Linked DNA regions of Mus musculus: all the other regions are linked to region 1. Evidence: chromatin loops called from intact Hi-C (ENCODE). Cell type or tissue: left cerebral cortex. All regions are shown on one strand.

Region 1 (4,000 bases):
ATTCTCTTGACTGGATCCTCTGAGATTGGAAAAGCCATCTCAAATCTGGGCCAACCCTTTTGATGGCAGTCCAAAAAGGAAGTGGAAGAAAGAAGGACTTTGCTTTTTGCCTGCTTGCAAGTTCATCTACCCTGTTGCTGAGTCATTCCTTCAATAGTTTTAGAACCTACTTCTTCAGGAATCCAAAGCAGTAGAACTTCAGGCCAGATCAGGACTACTGAGACATCCAGTTTTGTGGATAGAACAGTACTGGATTCTTGGCCTTTCTGTTGGTAGACAGCCACTGTGGGACTAGCTGGACCACAGCCTGTAAGCCTCTCTAATATGTTTTCACTCTATCAGTTCTGTTCTCCTAGAGAACCCTGACTGATATAAAAATTTTGCTTTCCTTTTACTTAAAATAAGGAAAACAAAACAAGTTCTTTGTCCAGAAGGTGGTCATTGGTCATCTGCTGCTGTGTTCTGGGCAGTCCATTGTGTCTAATAGAAGCATTTACTGTAGAAACTCAGTGTGGGAATTGTTATGTCTCAGGCCTCAGAAATATCCTGAAATGAGTTCAACCTGGACTATAGGAGGATTTCTGGTGGTTAGATAAAACCCAGAGTTCACTCAGGAACTTGTGAAACTGGTTCCATGTGCCCAAAGGAGTCATTTCCTTTACCTCTGGTAGAAGGGACCTTTGGCTTGACTGACACTTACCCTTGGTAAGTGGCTGCTTACTTCCAGGCTCCCTTGAGCAAAGTCTCCATTGCCTCCCTTCAGCTGTTCATCCTCTTTATAATCTGCTAGTTAGTCCCTGTTATTCTCAGTCTTTCTGCCTCTTATTTTTGCATTCTCTCTGCTCTATTCTCTATCTTTTACTAACTTTCTTTCTCCAGTATTCTTTTTACCCCTCTGCTTCCATAGCCCAGGCTATGTTCAGTCTACTTCTTTCTCTCTCTATTCTTTTCCAGATGCCTTTGGTCTCTCTCTGTATCTCTCATATTTACAATAAAAACTTTAATAGTGGATCATTCATCTGGTGCCTATACCCTCTCATACAAGGCGTAGTCCCTCTCATAACTTACAGGAAGTTACATGGTAAGAGCAAGGACAGAACATGGAGGAGTTAAGGATAGAACGAGTTTTGCTGAGGCTTTGACAGAGTGGTGAAGCTGGACCTGGCTCTCAAAGGGTGAGGAAAGATTAGATACACAAGACACTTTGAAGACAAATCTTTTGAAAATCTTCTCCAATAAGAAAAGGTTATCTGGTGATCAAGGAAATACTGATTTGGATAATCCGTGAAACCAGCACTTCTACAAGATGACAAAACTTGCACAGTTGTTACTTCTCTGATCTCGAGGTATTTGTTTTCAGGATCCATGGCTAAGTGTGATCCATTCTATTGAGTTTTCCTGCAAGGAATCTCATGTCCTCTGAGCTGTAGAGTTAGCTACTGGAACCCTAAACACAAAATATTGTGCTGGATCCAGTTGTCAGACTTCCCTCAGGACAAAGTAAAGATAAATGCAACTTCTGTCAGGGTGGAGAACAACGTTAACTCTTTTCCAGGAAAAAGAGAAAAAGAAAAGAAAAGAAGAGAAGAGAAAAGAAAAGAAGAGAAGAGAAAAGAAAAGAAGAGAAAAGAAAAACAAGTTGAGCTAGTTCTCAAAACACAAGAACATCACTCTTGGGTTCACAGGAAGCCAAACTCCAACCTTAGACACAAAGGAGAGTCTCTTAATCAGCAGAAAGCGACACCTAGTGGTCCTTAAAGGAAGAGTCGACAGCCAGAAGCACTGGGCTGTTTTTTAAGCGCTGTGCCCCACTTGTTTAGGGTTGGCATTGTTAAATTACTCAAATGGGGAGAACCATGGAAAAGTACTTGTCATTTCACTCTGTGCTGTTAGGTTCTTCCAGAAAGCACAAACGGAGATATGTTTAGGTGGCTTCAGACCATGGGAGTTTATGGAAAGGAAGGAACATGAAACCAAAATAGTCATCCAACAGCCGGAACTTAAAGGGACAGTGAGACAGCGCTACCCGGTCATCACAGCAGACAACGGTCAGCACAGTAGCAGCTGCAGATATACCCTCTTGGCACCAGACCCAGATCTTCCCTAAGTAAAGCTTGCCAGGGGCAGCCCTATCACAGAGTCCATTAGCATCACCCCAAGGGATTGAAACTCGCTTGGAACGAAGGCCAACCTTTGCATCTGGGCCAAGTGCCCAGGTGAAGCTGAGGCTGTGAGTTGAGGAAATTGTGTTCTGAGAACCTCAATGACTTTCCACGTCCCACAAGCACAGGCTGTTTCTGAGAGTCAGTGAGATTCAACCCTGAAAGGAAAGACAGAGCGGAGTGAAGGTGAAGACAGAGCTAAGCAGCAGACAGACCGGAAGCAATACATCTCATTCATTCAATCATTCATTCACCCATCCATCCATCCATCCATCCATCCATCCATCCATCCATCCACTCATCCATCCACCCATCTAGGTATGCATGCTTTAATCAATATGTGCCAGAAATTGTTTTGGGAGGGTAGATGACTTTACCATGAGACGTTTAAGGAAAAATAACTTTCAACCAAGTGCTGTGCACTTGGTCAAATTGCATTTTGAATGAAGGGGCAGATACTATGCACGTCTAAGTGTGTGAGGTGTCCTTTTCCCCCTCTCATGGCTTTTATTTTACAATGAAGAATCATGAGAATATGTTCTAGCAAATAGGTGAAAGGGAGGAGAAGGAGGAAGAGATTCAGCCTGTTAGCTCTGCAGGGTGCATCTGCAGCTTCTACAGCTCTTAAGGCAGTGCCTCTAACGTCTTCACTGTCGAGCTGCTTCGCACAAATGCCAGGCACATTTTACATTTAGTATGGGATGTGGTGGGAACGATCCAGAGGAAAGGCTCAATACACTTCCCAGAACTAAGATTGACTAAGCTCTGTCTCTTTGTAAAATAAAGAACTAAGGCATGGATACCCTACGATTGCTTTGAGGCAACGCTTATCAGTCTTTGCTGACGAGGCACTGTGTGAAACACATGGAGATATTCAGATGCCTCCATACCTCCCCTGAAGGGGAGGCTTTGTAGTGCGGAATTTAAAAAGCACTTTAGGCGATTTTGAGCGCACTACAGTTTCGGACACATTGTTTGAAGTTGACAACATCATCCCAGTACTTGGTAGGTAGAGGCAGGAAGATCAGGAGTTTCAAGGTCATCCTTGACTATAAAGTAAGAGCCTATGCTTTATGAAACCCTATCCACATCTCTCCCCATCCCCAAAAGAACCTGCCAGTCTTTTTCTAGTGGCCTTCAGATCAACATGTAGAACTCTCAGCTCCTCCTGAGCCATGCCTGCCTGGACACTGCTATGTTCCCACCTATATGACAATGGACTAAACCTCTGAACTTTTTTTTTAATATATATTTTTATTAGGTATTTTCCTCATTTACATTTCCAATGCTATCCCAAAAGTCCCCCATACCCTCCCCCCCACTCCCCTACCCACCCACTCCCACTTTTTGGCCCTGGCGTTCCCCTGTACTGGGGCATATAAAGTTTGCAAGTCCAATGGGCCTCTCTTTCCAGTGATGGCCGACTAGGCCATCTTTTGATACATATGCAGCTAGAGACAAGAGCTCTGGGGTACTGGTTAGTTCATAATGTTGTTCCACCTATAGGGTTGCAGATCCCTTTAGCTCCTTGGGTACTTTCTCTAGCTCCTCCATTGGGGGCCCTGTGATCCATCCATTAGCTGACTGTGAGCATCCACTTCTGTGTTTGCTAGGCCCCGGCATAGTCTCACAAGAGAGAGCTCTATCTGGGTCCTTTCAGCAAAATCTTGCTAGTGTGTGCAATGGTGTCAGCGTTTGGAAGCTGATTATGGGATGGATCCCCGGATATGGCAGTCTCTAGATGGTCCATCCTTTCGTCACAGCTCCAAACTTTGTCTCTGTAACTCCTTCCATGGGTGTTTTGTTCCCAATTCTAAGAAGGGGCAAAGTGTTCACTT
Region 2 (4,000 bases), 71 kb before region 1:
GCAAAACCATTTTGTGCACAAATGTATAATACCATCTTGAGCAGTTTACCTAATTAATTAATGTAGAATGAATGGTCAGGTTAAAAACAGCTGCCAACAATATTTGCCTGTTAATAAAACATTGAAAAATATTTTCAACAATTACTATTTCACAAGACCTTAGTTAGATACAATCCACAGCACCACGAAGTAGGGGGGGGGGAGGCAGGGGAGGATGCAAATAAGTCTTTACAAAAACAACAACAACAAGTTGCTTTAAAGGGGTTAAAAAATCACCAGGCAAGATTCGGCCAAAAGTAGATACTGATACCGTTCACTACCAAATATACCATGCTTTCTCAAACATGTGCTGTCTTAGTCAGGGTTTCTATTCCTGCACAAACATGATGACCAAGAAACAAGTTGGGGAGGAAAGGGTTTATTCGGCTTACACTTACATACTGCTGTTCATCACCAAGGAAGTCAGGACTGGAACTCAAGCAGGTCAGAAAGCAGGAGCTGATGCAGAAGCCATGGAGGGATGTTTTTTACTGGCTTGCTTCCCCTGGCTTGCTCAGCCTGATCTCTTATAGAACCCAAGACTACCAGCCCAGAGATGGTCCCACCCAAGGGGCCTTTCCCCCTTGATCACTAATTGAGAAAATGCCTTACAGGTTGGATCTCATGGAGGCATTTCCTCAACTGAAGCTCCTTTCTCTGTGATAACTCCAACTGTGTCAAGTTGACACATAAAACCAGCCAGTACATGTGGCTAAGACTTTATAATGAAAACCATAGTATGTCTTTAGTCTCAATCAAGATGAAAAATGGTCCTGGTGTGGAAAGAGCAACAAAAACAAAAGTCTCTTCAATTGCTTTGGGAAATTAAATGCGGACACATTTCAGTATGGCTTTCAAAAACCAGTGTTTACAGCACGAGGTCAGTGACGGATAAAAACTCACATCTATCTGCGCGTACCTGGGCGGTGAAGACCGGCAAGAAGGGAGGGAGGGAAAAAGGAAACGTTCCCTAAAACCCAGAAGACCTGCCTGGATGTGAGATAGCCCGACCTTTTGGCACTCGCAAAGACTGCCGCAGAGAAAATGCAACCTGTCCCGAAATGCTCAGGTGGAAAAGAAGAAAACATCCTTGCTGCACCCTGACCCCTGGCACGCTCGCTGCACCTGAAAAGACTCGAGGTTTTCCGCCAGAGGAAAACACGGTGCGGGAGAAGGGACCGGGAACCCGGAGGCCAACGGTCACCCCCACCCCACCTCCGAGGGGACGGAAATTAGGCAAAGCTCACCATGATTATCTTTCTGTCCGATATTGTGCGTGCGGATGAGCGAGGACAGTCTCCTCACGTCCCCCTTAAAGACGCACTCGTGGACCGGGTAGAGCGAGGGGCAGCCGCCTCCGTCAGCGACTAAAGCGGGGTTGCTGCCGCCCAGGCAGGCCGGGGCAGGGCAGGTGGCAGTCACTGCGTTGTGCTGCGGCGGGGCCGGAACGCCGGGGCCCGGAACGGCGGGCGCCTTCAGCTGCAGCCGGTGGTGGTGGCTGAAGATCTTATGGCAGGCCTTGCCGCCCTTGCCGCTGCCGCCCGGTCCGCTTCTGCCCCCGGTGAAGGCGCCGCCGAGCGCGGCTGTCGCCTCCTCCTCGCAGGGCTCCAGCACGTCCCCGTCCTCTTTGCTGGGCTTGTGGTCCCTCCGCAGGGAGCGGATCTTCTCCCCGGTCATAGCCGCCGCGGCGCGCGGGACAGGCTCCGGGAGGCTCACCGCGGGCCGAGCCGGCGCGGCGGCGGCGCCGGGCGATTAGAGCGGCGGCCGCGAGCCTAGCACGCAGCATGAACTCCCGGGGCGACCGCGGGTCCGCGACACGCGCATCTCCCGGAGGCGGCGGCCCTCGTCTCGGACGAGGAAAGCCGCAGCTCAAGAGACCACGACCGCACGACGCCCGGCGCCGCCGCCGCCGCCTCCTCCTCACTCGGAAAGACCCGGCGCAGCCATCTTTCCCCGGCTCCTCTCGCGAGAGCTTCGGAGGAAACGCCGCCGCGGAGTGTTAGAGGGCCGCTTCTGCGCTTGGGTCAGGGTCCGGGCAGCGCCCGCGCTCCTCTCGCACAGGGTTCCACCCTGGGCCGGGCCCTGCGGCTGAATTCAGACCCAGACTCAGAGCTCTGACCTGGTGCTCTGGGCCTTCGTAAAGGAGGAGGTCAACGGCAGTTACGAACTCTAGCTTAAAGGCTGAAACCCTGTTTGTCAACCTCCCTCAGAACGACGTAGGAAGACACCACCGGATATCGGACGTGACGTCACTCAGCTGCGCTGGACCTTCAGTAAACACTCGCTAAGACTCTGCTGGGTTCCCTAACCTGTGCAAGGACTTGCTCAGGCTGGCAAGGCTGTAGGCGAGGAGAGATGGCCAGTTATCCTGGAGGAATCTAGGGCCTGACTTTGGAATTCAAAGGCTGTTTATTACACCGGGAATGGAGGATTTTTCAAACAGCTGTTAGTTGAGTGTATTTGGGACAAACGTCAGAGTTAAAGTATGTGGAGGATGCTTACTTGAGGAAATGGAGTAATTGTTTTTAAATAAGTGGGCAGTAACCCGGGTGAGAGATGATGAAAGCATGCTCTGGGATACAGTGAATCCGGAAAAAGCTTAAGACTCCTTTAAAAATGAGTTCAAATTTAGCATATTGAAGTTGGAGGTCCTTGGTGTTTTTACACAGAGTGCTAGTTATACAGTTTGGAATTTTGGACATAAATTCTTTGGAAGTAGGAAACGGATCTTAGATCAGATTCAGGAATTGCACAGTAACCCAGCGAAATAAAATGGTGTAGAACAAAAGTGCCATAAGACGTATAGAATGAATAGTCGAGGTAGTGAGTGGGAATCAAAGCACTGTGTGTGTGTGTGTGTGTGTGTGTGTGTGTGTGTGTGATGAAATTGTGAACATTTAGAAAACTAAACTGAACATGGTGGCTCACATCAATAAGTTCCAGCACTCCAGAAACTGAGGAAGGGCAAAAGGATTGATCACATGGATTCAAGGCTAGCCTGAGCTACAGAGTGAATGCTGTCCCAAAATTAGTAGATGGACCAGTGACATGACATGCCACTGAGCATTCAATCCCTGGGACCCACATGGTAAAAGAAAAGAACCCATTCCAACAAATTGTCCTCTGGTGCATACCCACACACACACACAAAATTAGTCTTAAAAAAAAAAAAAAAAAACAGTAAATAGTAGGTAGGCAGCCAAAATCATGTACCTAATTACTGGCTGCTACCTCTTGATGGATGTTAAAACTCCTAAGTGTTCTTTCAGTGAAATCAAACACCATGAACATTTTTTTTTAAGACAACCTATTGTGGTGGTATATGCTTACAATCCCAGCACTCGGGAAGTAGATACAGGAAGGTTGCCTCAAGTGACTGTTCTCAAAAAACAAACATCTCATCCCTTTAAACTTTGAGGTTTAAGGCTTATAGTATGTAATGGGTAGGGACATCAAAATATGAGTACTATTAAAGATATTTAGTACAAGAAAAATGTAAATTCTGAGATTCTGTAACATCCCAATATAACATAAGGGGAAATTATTAGTTTAAATTGACACAGAAATCAAATTTCAGAAAGTCTTTGTGAAGGGCTTGGAGAGGAGGATCGGCAGTTGAGAGAAGTGGCTGCTTTTTCAGAGGACCTGGGATTCAGCTTCCGGCACCCACATGACAGTTTACAACTATCTGTATGTAACTCCAGCAGTTTCTGACTACCTAACACCCTCACACAGATATACATTCGGGCAAAAAAAAAAAAAACATATAAAATAAAAATAAACAAAATCATTTTTAAAAGTCTTTGTGGAGGAAGTAGTATCTGAAAGAGGTTTTAAAGAACTTATGAAAGCCCAGTCTCCCCAGTCCCTTGTGTTGTTTTATTGGTTTTTGTTTCGTTTTGTTTTTTAACTTCATGATAGTGCTATATCTGCATTACACCTAATAAAGATGAGTATATAC
Region 3 (4,000 bases), 130 kb before region 1:
TTTGCCTTTCTAAAATCGCATGTCGTTGGTCACATTTGTACTGTATTACAATATTAAACAGGTAGATGGCTAGTGTTGGGTGGCTTAGAGAAAGGAAGATTGAGACAAGTTTATAGTCTAAAAGGTTTGGATATAAATTATTAAAATTGAATTCTGGTATATAAAAGCATTTTTCAAGTTTGTATTTGAGTAACTTTTTAAAAGATGGTATGATACTTTTATATTTTGGTTTATGACAAATGCATCAAATTCTAGTAATGGTCTGAGTAACCACTACATTTTAAAACAAAGCTGAATGTAGGTGACATTCACTTAAAAACTTAGTAGATCAAAGAACCATGTGGAACATGGCAAATTCTGTGCAAAACAAAATACTGGCAGTTCAAGTCACAAAAAAGCCTCAGGCTGTGCAGTTTGTGAAAGGTGATAACCTGATGGTAAGCCTGAATGACCTGGGAGGGCTGCAAAGATGAGGTATGCCTGCGTGGGGAGCATCAAACTAGTCAGTAACTGGGAGGAATACCAGAGCAATCAGCCTTCTGTTCTCTTGGGTGGTAGCTGTGCCTTGTGGGAAGTGAGTTCTGACTACACCCACCCTGTCTCTATGAGAAGTGACTGGCTGTTTTCAAACACTCAGCTTATTACTATAGTGAGAATTTATTTCTTTAAAAAACCATGTTTTTAATCCAAGGTGTGGGATATGGGGCTACTTGAGATAGTCCACAGCTGCAGAATGATTTGCCTCTAGCAGATTTTGCCACCTGCAGATAGTTCTGTGTGCCAAGTTTGGTATATAAATGCTATAGCCACCATGGTGGAGGTGGGAGCTACTGATGCTGTTGGTTGATAAGTTGTTTTCAGAAGAATTCAAGATAACCTGATGGCAAAGAGCAAGCCCCATGAAACCTGACACCCTTAATGAGCAGGAAGTTGTCTAACCCTCTCCCCACCTTTTTCTTTTTTTAAATCTAATGTTAGGGGGTTATATTGGAGAGGGGTGGAAGAGCTCAGAAAGTAGCCTATATTTTACTATTTGTGTAGAATATGCCACTAATCTGAGAGTGGTGCCTCTTTAAAACTGGTAGAAGTATGCTTTTGGGTTTTTTGCATGAGAAATTGAGGATCACAAGTGGAGTTCTATAAATCTTTAATCAAGATGTTATCCCAAGATGGAGTTTTTACTTTTCCAGTATTTGAGATACAAAATAATGTAGCTTCCTGGCGGTAATTGTATTTTTTTGAGTCTTTTTAAATACTTCGCAAGCACCCAAAATAATGTCTCATTACATAGAGTCAATGTAATAGTAGTTATCAGAAAAGCAGTTTTGGTTTTTAGAAAGCAATTTGATTCTTAATGACTGAGCTTTGTAACTGGTACTGCAGGTATAACCAGTCAGGGGAAGCAGGGAACCTGGCACCTGAAATAGGCTGGATCCCACAGAGCAGACAAGTGGCCCACATCTTGTTGCTTGTGACTTTGGAGGCGTGGGTGTCATGCAGAGGAAGACTGGTGAGCTGAAGACACCTAAGTCAGAAGTAGAGCTGCTGCTCACAAAGGGATGAACAAAATTGACCTTTGAATTGATCCCAAGAATTCCACCATCCAGTCAACGACACCCTTTAGATAAATAAGTGGGACTATACTATTGATATATCAAGCTTTAAAGCCATATTCACTTGAAAAACATTAAAGCCTGAATGACTGGCAAGTAAGAAGCTGACTTGACTATAAATGCATATAGGCTTACAAGTGCAGAGGGTATAGCAAAGAGGTTAGAAGTGCTGATCAGAGCAAGCTGAAAGGAGCATCTTTGTTTTTACCTAAAGCTAGCCCCCTTGGGTGCAGTGAAATCTAGAACTTGCTGGCATACTGGGAAACTTGTGACAGCTAATGCCTGTTTGTGGCATGAAATGTTTATATAAACCTACAGCTTCACAGTATCAAAATAGAGCATTTCTACTGTCCATTTCTCTCTTGGCAAATTTCACTGTTGTCTGCAAAATAGGACCACCTCCCCGCCGCCCCCCCACCACCACTCAAAGATCCAGATCTCTGTCTGCTATAGACTTAGTGGAAAGTGAGGAGCTTGATTATAGCAGCTCATACAAGACAAGCATGCAGCCAAAATGCTCCATCTGTAACCACTATTTACCTAGTTTAACATAGGGTCTCTTTACTCTGTCCTCTTGATCCTGCTGCCTCAGCCTCCAAGAGCTGGCATACAGTGCCACTATGCCTAACTTGAAAGCCCAGTTCCTGTGAAGCTGTAATTTTGTGATGAACTGCTTGCTATTAGCTACTAATATAGCTTTCAAACCATAAACATACTTTAACTCAGCCACGACACCTGCTATACACTCCTTTTATGAACTGCAGCTCCTCTGCCCAAGAATGTCTACTGAGGACAAGTCTCATGTTTTCTTGGAGATGGGAATCCTATCTACATAGGTCACATGAGTGGTGAAGTATTGCACACCTTTCTAAATGGGACCCCTAATACCAGCTTAAAATTTAAGATTTACCATACAGAATCTTACATTATCTACATTTCAAAACAGTGATATGCATGTAAGAGTATACAAAAACACTGATGTTAACAGGATTAATAGGCACATCATGAAAAGTCTAATATTGTGAAAAGTTTATTTGCATTAATTAACTCCTTTTTTTTCCACCATCATAAGAGATACACTTGTTCTTTGTGATCAGAGAAAAAACATTTTGGAATGGACAATCTGATTCTACTACTCATTAAAGGTAAATTGAAGTCTCAAAACAATCCAGTGCAACCATTTTCAGTAGTACAATCCAGTGCAACAATTTTCAGTAGTCCTATCTCCAGTGTTACCCAGCAAAATATTCACATGTTTAAGAAATTCTAAATCCCAAGCTGCAAATTTATCATTTCTTCCTACATGTTCAAGCCAATGAGCCTAAAGCAACAGTGTCACTGCCTTTCAGAACCTTGGAATCATGATTGACAACAGAACTAAATAGCTAAGTCACTGGATCAGCCACTGCCTCCATTTCATCATGCTAGCTTTGGGCTTCTCAGTTCTTAAAACTAAATAGATCACTTACTGGAGTGGTGAGGGCTTTGATTTTTTTAACTCAATTATTTTTCTTAGAAAAAGTAAAATGTCAACATATGCCAGGTGGTATCACTATGTGAGATGCAACTGTAAAGAGATAAATATCGGGGACTGGAGAGATGGCTCAGTGGTTAAGAGCACTACCTGTTCTTCCAGAGGTCCTGAGTTCAATTCCCAGCAACCACATGGTGGCTCACAACCACCTGTAATGGAATCTGATGCCCTATTCTGGTGTGTCTGAAGACAGCTACAGTGTACCCACATTAAATAAATTTAAAAAAAAAAGAGAGAGAGAGAGAGAACTATCTTATGGCTAACACTTTGGATTTTTAAATAAGTCATCTTTCAATAAAAGTCTTGGTCAAAGTTTAAACTACTAGTCACACTGTAACAACCTGACAAATGTATCTTGACACATCTCATCAGGACACAAACATTTAGCTAAGTCTTTAATAAAACATGATACTATTGTGATTTGAACATTATTCTCCCTACTTTTCTTTCTTGGATCTTTAAACTATTTTTTAATAAATATGAAAAAAATTTAGGTGTAAAAGTGAGTAATGCATGATTTTAACACTTTGGAGACAAATCAATAATTATTTTCCTATGACTTAAAAAAAAAGAACTTTCAATCTTGTGTGTTTCTGGACGTTTAGCCTATAACAAATATATTGTTACATATAAAATGTTTTTACCTTATTTTGAAATCATTAATACATAATTGTCCAAAATACATATTTATTTTTTAAAATTGACACCAATGCATCCATATTCCATTAAAAATAATCTGACTTACATGCACTTACTAGGAAGCAAGTTTAAAAATTTGGAATTTGTTTAAAGTGCTGATACTTAGGAGAGGGCTAGCTGTAAGCATGTTACCGTACCTATCAACAGAACAAGG

The links. A loop is a pair of places that touch in the nucleus more often than their neighbours do. Peaks named below come from ENCODE experiments on the same cell type or tissue, not always from the same donor. Only the 100,000 strongest peaks of a DNase experiment are listed, where the experiment ranks them.
Region 2: it touches region 1 in a loop (2.4-fold over the local background); 2 of 42 quality-filtered maps call a loop at or near these places.
Region 3: a loop joins it to region 1, with 4 times the contacts of the local background. A loop is called at or near these places in 9 of 42 quality-filtered maps.

Annotation. Positions count from the first base shown.
Region 1 is chr3:157,874,723-157,878,722 of GRCm38, reverse strand. No RefSeq gene overlaps it. Among named protein-coding and RNA genes, the nearest start is that of Cth, 48 kb to the left of the region's middle. In left cerebral cortex, a CTCF peak has its summit at 1,752 (motif pointing left); a DNase peak (open chromatin) is centred at 1,750.
Region 2 is chr3:157,945,243-157,949,242 of GRCm38, reverse strand. It overlaps Ankrd13c (ankyrin repeat domain 13c), which reads right to left and starts at 2,243. Exons shown (of 13, transcript NM_001013806.2): 1 at 1,287-2,243. The coding sequence starts at 1,716. In left cerebral cortex, no CTCF peak of the experiment used is centred here; DNase peaks (open chromatin) are centred at 1,056, 1,509, 2,059 and 2,261; H3K4me3 peaks cover 2,846 bases; H3K27ac peaks cover 1,679 bases.
Region 3 is chr3:158,006,655-158,010,654 of GRCm38, reverse strand. It overlaps Ankrd13c (ankyrin repeat domain 13c), which reads right to left. Exons shown (of 13, transcript NM_001013806.2): 13 at 2,621-4,000. Among named protein-coding and RNA genes, the nearest start is that of Srsf11, 28 kb to the left of the region's middle. In left cerebral cortex, no CTCF peak of the experiment used is centred here; DNase peaks (open chromatin) are centred at 603 and 1,554.